Linked DNA regions of Homo sapiens: region 2 is linked to region 1. Evidence: read pairs that join two places in POLR2A ChIA-PET (ENCODE). Cell type or tissue: Caco-2. All regions are shown on one strand. Each heading gives the region's core, and the rest is flanking DNA. Links, peaks and the distances in the headings are about the cores only.

The links. ChIA-PET counts read pairs that join two places held together with the same protein. Peaks named below come from ENCODE experiments on the same cell type or tissue, not always from the same donor. Only the 100,000 strongest peaks of a DNase experiment are listed, where the experiment ranks them.
Region 2: POLR2A ChIA-PET joins it to region 1 with 7 read pairs; 3 of 35 experiments call an interaction of 5 or more read pairs at or near these places.

What each region holds. Positions count from the first base shown.
Region 1 is chr3:32,184,936-32,187,858 of GRCh38, forward strand. No RefSeq gene overlaps it. Among named protein-coding and RNA genes, the nearest start is that of CMTM8, 52 kb to the right of the region's middle. In Caco-2, for the core only: no CTCF peak of the experiment used is centred there; a DNase peak (open chromatin) is centred at 1,386; H3K4me3 peaks cover 183 bases.
Region 2 is chr3:32,247,366-32,250,288 of GRCh38, forward strand. The region is part of intron 1 of CMTM8 (CKLF like MARVEL transmembrane domain containing 8); the gene reads left to right. Among named protein-coding and RNA genes, the nearest start is that of CMTM8, 10 kb to the left of the region's middle. In Caco-2, for the core only: no CTCF peak of the experiment used is centred there; no DNase peak of the experiment used is centred there.

The sequences.
Region 1 (2,923 bases), core at 127-2,626:
ACTGCAACCTCCGCCTCCTGGGTTCAAGCGATTCTCCTGCCTCAGCCTCCCGAGTAGCTGGGATTACAGGCATGTGCCACCGTGCCTGGCTAATTTTTTAATAGAGATGGGATTTCGCCATGCTGGCCAGGCTGGTCTCGAATGCCTGACCTCATGATCCATCTGCCTCAGCCTCCCAAAGTGCTGGGATTACGGGTGTGAGCCACTGCGCCTGGCCCATACAGTGGACTATTCTTTGACCTTAAAAAGGAAAGAAATTCCGACGCCTGCTACCACATAGATGAACTTTGGAGATATTATGTTAAGTGAACTAAGCCAGATACAAAAGGATAAATACTGTATAACTCCACTTATATGAGGTACATAGAGTAGCCAAATTCATGGAGACATAAAGTACAGTGGTAGTTCCAGGGACGTAGGGGAGGGGAGGATGGGGAGTTGTTTAATGAGTACTGAGTTTCATTCTAGGAAGATGAAAAAGTTTTGGAGGTAGATGGTGGTGATGGCTGTGTAACAGTGTTCATGTGCTTAATGCCACTGAACTATACACTTACAAATGATTAAAATGGCAAGTTTTATGTATATTTTACCACATTTAAAAGATATTTTCTCTTAATACTTTATAATTGCATTGTGTACTTTTCAGAACCATTCTGGCTATGAAAGCATCAGCAATTCCTATTCACACTTCAAGTTTACCCATTGGTGGTGACAGGTTGGTGGTTGGGTGCCTGGTGAAAACTAAACCAAGGCTGAGTTAGAAATGAGGACAGACCTTGAGAGATGGAGTCAGGTGTGCTCGTCAGGCTCTTTTGATGACAAGGAACATGGATTTTCTTAGACTACCTGTCCCACTTACTATCACTGCATAACAAACTACCCTAAAACTTTGTTGATTAAGCAAAACCATTTTATTATATGTCACAACTACATGGACGCTGCATGATTTTTTTGACCTACCCTTGGAAGACACATAGTGTTACATCCACTGCATTCTGTTGACTATAGTAATGTCAGCTCAGATTCAAGGGGAAAGGAATCATAGGTCCCCTCCTGATGGGGGAGTGGCAAGGTCACACTGAGGAGAGCATGTGGGATGGAGATAGTGTTGTAGCCATCTTTGAAAAATGGAATCTCCTCCACTGCTAAGAAAAAGAGGATTTATTATAAAAATACAAAAGACTAGAATTAGGAAAACCCTGGAATGGACCAGTTGCTCTGTCTCTGACCTCTGCATGTCTGCTTTGCACTCTCTCTACTCAGTTTCTCTTGGTCTTGTTTGATTTCCCTCAGCCTCTGCTCCTCCCCAGCACACTGGCCTTTGACCTGCTATGGCCTCTCCAGCCTTTGTCAAGCTTCCCCGAATGTGTTAGTTCAAATTCCAGAGAGAGGCTCTGACTGGCTCATCTCATATGTCTCACAACACTTGGTCCAATCAAATGGAGGGGCTGACACAGGCTGGGACTAAAGGGAATGAGGAGCTGGGCGGCTCTCAGATCACCCTGCACTGATTCTCACACCTGGCTGCATATTCGGATCACCTGCGCAGCTTTAAAAACATACCCACGGCCTGGGTCCCACCCTCAGAGATTCTGATTCAATTGATCTGGGGTTAGAGGCTAAGTATGCATGTTGTTTTAGATGCATGGTACCCACGCTTCTCCTGAAACCAGGGAACTTTGCTGCTGGCTGTGATACACAGTCAGCAGGTGTGGACAGCAAGCTAGCCCAAAGAGGATCATTTACCAGACAGGGAAAGAAAAACAGGCTTTTCTTGTTTTCCAGCGTGTGTTGTTGCTTTTGTTGTTTTTTTCACAAATCTCAAAGAATTTGTGAGCTCGAAGAGACCTTAGAGACAATCTAATACAACACATTCATTTCCAGGTATGGAATATGGCGACCAATCCGTCCTGGTTTAGCTGGGACTGCCCCAACTTCAGCACTGGAAGTACTGCCACATCCCAGGGAAATCCTTCAGTCCCAGGCAAACCGAAAAGGCTGTACCTTATATAGAAACTCCAACCCATTAGCAGTCACTCCTTGTCCTCCCTGCCCCCAGCTGCTGGCAACCATTTATCCACTTTCTGTCTGTATGGATTTGCATACTCTGGACAGTTCATATAAATGGAATCCCACAATATGTGGCCTTTTGTTTCTGCCTTATTTCACTTAGCATGTTTTTGAGGTTCATTCATGAAGTAGCAGGTGCACATACTTCATTTCTCTTTATGGCTAAATAACACTCCCTTATATGGCTTTACCACATTCGTCTGTTGATGGACATTTGGGTCATTTCCACTTTTGGGCTATTATGAATAATAGCTCCTGTGAACATCTGTATGCAGGTTTTTGTGTGGACATATGTCTTTAGTTTTCTTGGGTATACACCTAAGAGTGGGATTGCTGGGTCATATGGTAACTCTATGTTTAACATTTTGAAGAACTGCCAGACTTTGTTAAATAAAGTGTCTGTATCATTTTATGTTTGTACCAGCACAAATATGAAGGTTCTAATTCCTCCATAGCCTCACTAGCACCTGTTATTATCTACCTTTTGATTCTAGCCATCCTAGTAGGTGTGAAGTAGTATCTCATTGTGGCTTTGATTTGCATTTCCCTGATGATTAACAATGTTGAACATCTTTTCATGTGCTTATTGGCCATTTGTGTATCTTTTTAGAGAAATGTGTATTCAGATCCTTTGCTCATTTAAAAACTGGGTTATTTATCTTCTTATTACTGAATTGTAAGAGTTCTTACATATTCTAGATATAAGCCCCTTGTCAGATACATGATTTACAAATATTTTCTTCCATTCAGTGGTTTTCTTTTCATTTTCCGGAAGATGTCCTTGAAGCATAATAGTTTTTAATTTTGATGAAGTCCCATTTATCTATTTTTTCTTTTGTTGCTTGTGCTGTTG
Region 2 (2,923 bases), core at 114-2,613, 62 kb after region 1:
GCGGTGGCACAATCTCAGCTCACTGCAACTTCCGCCTCCCAGGTTCAAGCAGTTCACCTGCATCAGTGTCCTGAGTAGCTGGGATTACAGGCGTGCGCCACCACACCTGGCTAATTTTTTCTTTTTTTTTCTGACTTTTTAGCAGATATGGAGTTTCACCATGTTGGCTAGGCTGGTCTCAAACTCCTGACCTCAAGTGATCCACCCACCTCGACCTCCCCAAGTGCTGAGATTACAGGCGTGCACCACCACGCCCAGCTAATTTTTGTATTTTTAGTAGAGATGAGGTTTCACCATGTTGGCCAGGCTGGTTTCGAACTCCTGGCCTCAAGTGATCCATCCATCTAGGCCTCCCAAAGAGATGAGATTATAGGCGTGAGCCACCAGACCCAGCTGAATATTTTCTCTTTTAAAAATTTTTTGAAATGTCTTCCTACTGTCACTACCCTTATTCAAAGAACATTTTCATCCCTCAAAAACAACCTCATCCCTATTAGTAGTCACTCCCCATTCCTCCCTTCCCTCAACCTTTGGTAACAACCAAGTTACTTTCTATCTTTATGAATTTGCCTATTCTGGACATTTCACATAAATGGAATCCTATGTGGCCCTTTTGGTCTGACTTAATTCACTTAGCATCATGTTTTTAAGGGTCATCCCTGTTGTAGTATGTATCAGTACTTCATTATTTTTAAATTGTCAAATATTTCAATGATGTATACATTATTTTATTTACTCATCAGTTGATGGAGTTTATAATAGGTACTTCGTGTTCATGTTTTAATATCTGAATCAGGGTGCAGCTTATAATGGATGCCAAATTCATATACTGCTAAAACAAACAAAAACCTGGCAGCTGGGATTTCAATCTGGATTCTGTTGCGTCTATAGATCAATTTGGTGAGTACTGCCATCATAACAAAATGAAGTCTTATAACCTATGAACATGGGATGTTCATATTGCCTATTACGAATAATGCTGCTGTGAACTTTCATGTATAAGCTTTTTTTTTTGACACACAGTCTCACTTTGTTGCCCAGGCTGGGGTGCGGTAGCGCGATCTTGGCTCACTGCAACCTCCGCCTCCCCAGTTTAAGCGATTCTCCTGCCTCAGCCTCCTGAGTAGCTGGGATTACAGGCACCCGCCACCACACCTGGCTAATTTTTGTGTTGTTTTAGTAGAAACTGGGTTTCACCACATTGGCCAGGTTGGTCTCGAACTCCTGACCTCAGGTGATCCACCTGCCTCGGCCTCCCAAAGTGCTGGGATTACAGGCATGAGCCACCACACCTGGCCCATGTTTTTTTTTTTTTAATTAAAAGTGTTTTTTTTTAGAGACATGATCTCACTCTGTTGCCAGCCTGTAGTGCAGTGGCATCATCATAACTCATTGTAACCACAAACTCCTGGGCTTGAGCCCAGGCCTCCAAGTAGCTAGGACTACAGGTGTGGGCCACTATGCCTGGCTAATTGTTTAATTTTTTGTAGAGACAGGGTCTTGAATTCCTGGCCTAAAGTGATCCTCCCACCTTGGCCTCTCACAGTACTGGATTACAGTCATGGCCCACTCTGCCCAGCCCATGTATGAGCTTTTATGTGTACATGTGTTTTCAGTCCTCTTGAGCATTTAGCAAAGAATGGAGTTACTGGGTAATGTGGAATCTTTTTTTTTTTTTTTTTTTTTTTTTTTTGATACGGAGTCTCACGCTTTCGCCCAGGCCGCACTGCAGGCCTGGACTCCCAAAGGTAATGTGGAATCTTTATGTTTAATATTGAAGTGGCTCAGTGTCGTGGCTCACGCCTGTAATCCCACCACTTTGGGAGGTCAAGGCAGGCAGATCGCTTGAGCCCAGGAGTTCAAGACTAGCCTAGGCAACATGGTGGAACCCCATTTCTACAAAAAATAGAAAAAATTAGCTGGGCACGGTGGTGTGTGCCTGTAGTCCCAGCTACTCAGGAGGCTGAAGTGGGGGGATCACTTGAGCCAGGGAAGTTGAAGCTGCAGTGAGCTGAGATTGTGCCACTGCACTCCAGCCTGGGTGACAAAGTAAGATCCTACCTCAAAAAATGAAAAAAAAAAAAAAAAATTGAAGCACTGCTAGACTGTTTCCAAAGGGACCGTACTGCTTTACAATCCCTGCTGCAACATGAGAGTTCTAATTCTTCACATCCTCATCAAGACTTATTTTCTTTGATTCTGACCATCCTAGTGAATGTGAGATCGTATCTCATTGTGGTTTGGGTTTGCATTTTCATCATGACTAATGATATTGAGCAATCTTCATGTGCTTAGTGGTCATTTGTACATTTTCTTCAGAGAGCTGACTATTCAAATCCTTTGCCTATTTTAAAAATGGGTTAATTTGTCTTTTATTGTTGAGTTGTACAAGTTCTTTATACATTCTGGGATAAATCCCTTATCAGATATATGATTTGAAAGTATTTTTCTCCCATTCTGTCTGTTATCTTTTCACTTTTCTAGACTATGTCCTTAGAAGTACAAAGGTTCTTAATTTTGAAAAAGTCCAATTTTTATAGTTTTTCTTTTGTCATTTGTGCTTTTGATGTCATATCTGAGAAGGCTTTGACTAATCCAGGGTCACAAAGATATACTCTCTATTTTCTTCTAAAAGTTGTAGGTCTTATATTTAGGTCTATGATTCGTTTTGAGTTCATTTTTGTATATGATGTGAGGGAAGGGTTTAACCTCAATCTTTCACATATGGATATCAATTGTCCCAGCACCATTTATTAAAAGACTGTTTTTCTCCCATTGAATTATCTTGGCACTCTTGTTGAAAATCAAATGATCATAAATATAATGGTTTATTTCTGGATTCTCAGTTATATTTGATTGATGCACATCTCTACTCTTATGCCAGTACCATGCTGTATTGATTACTGTAACTTTGTAGTAAGTT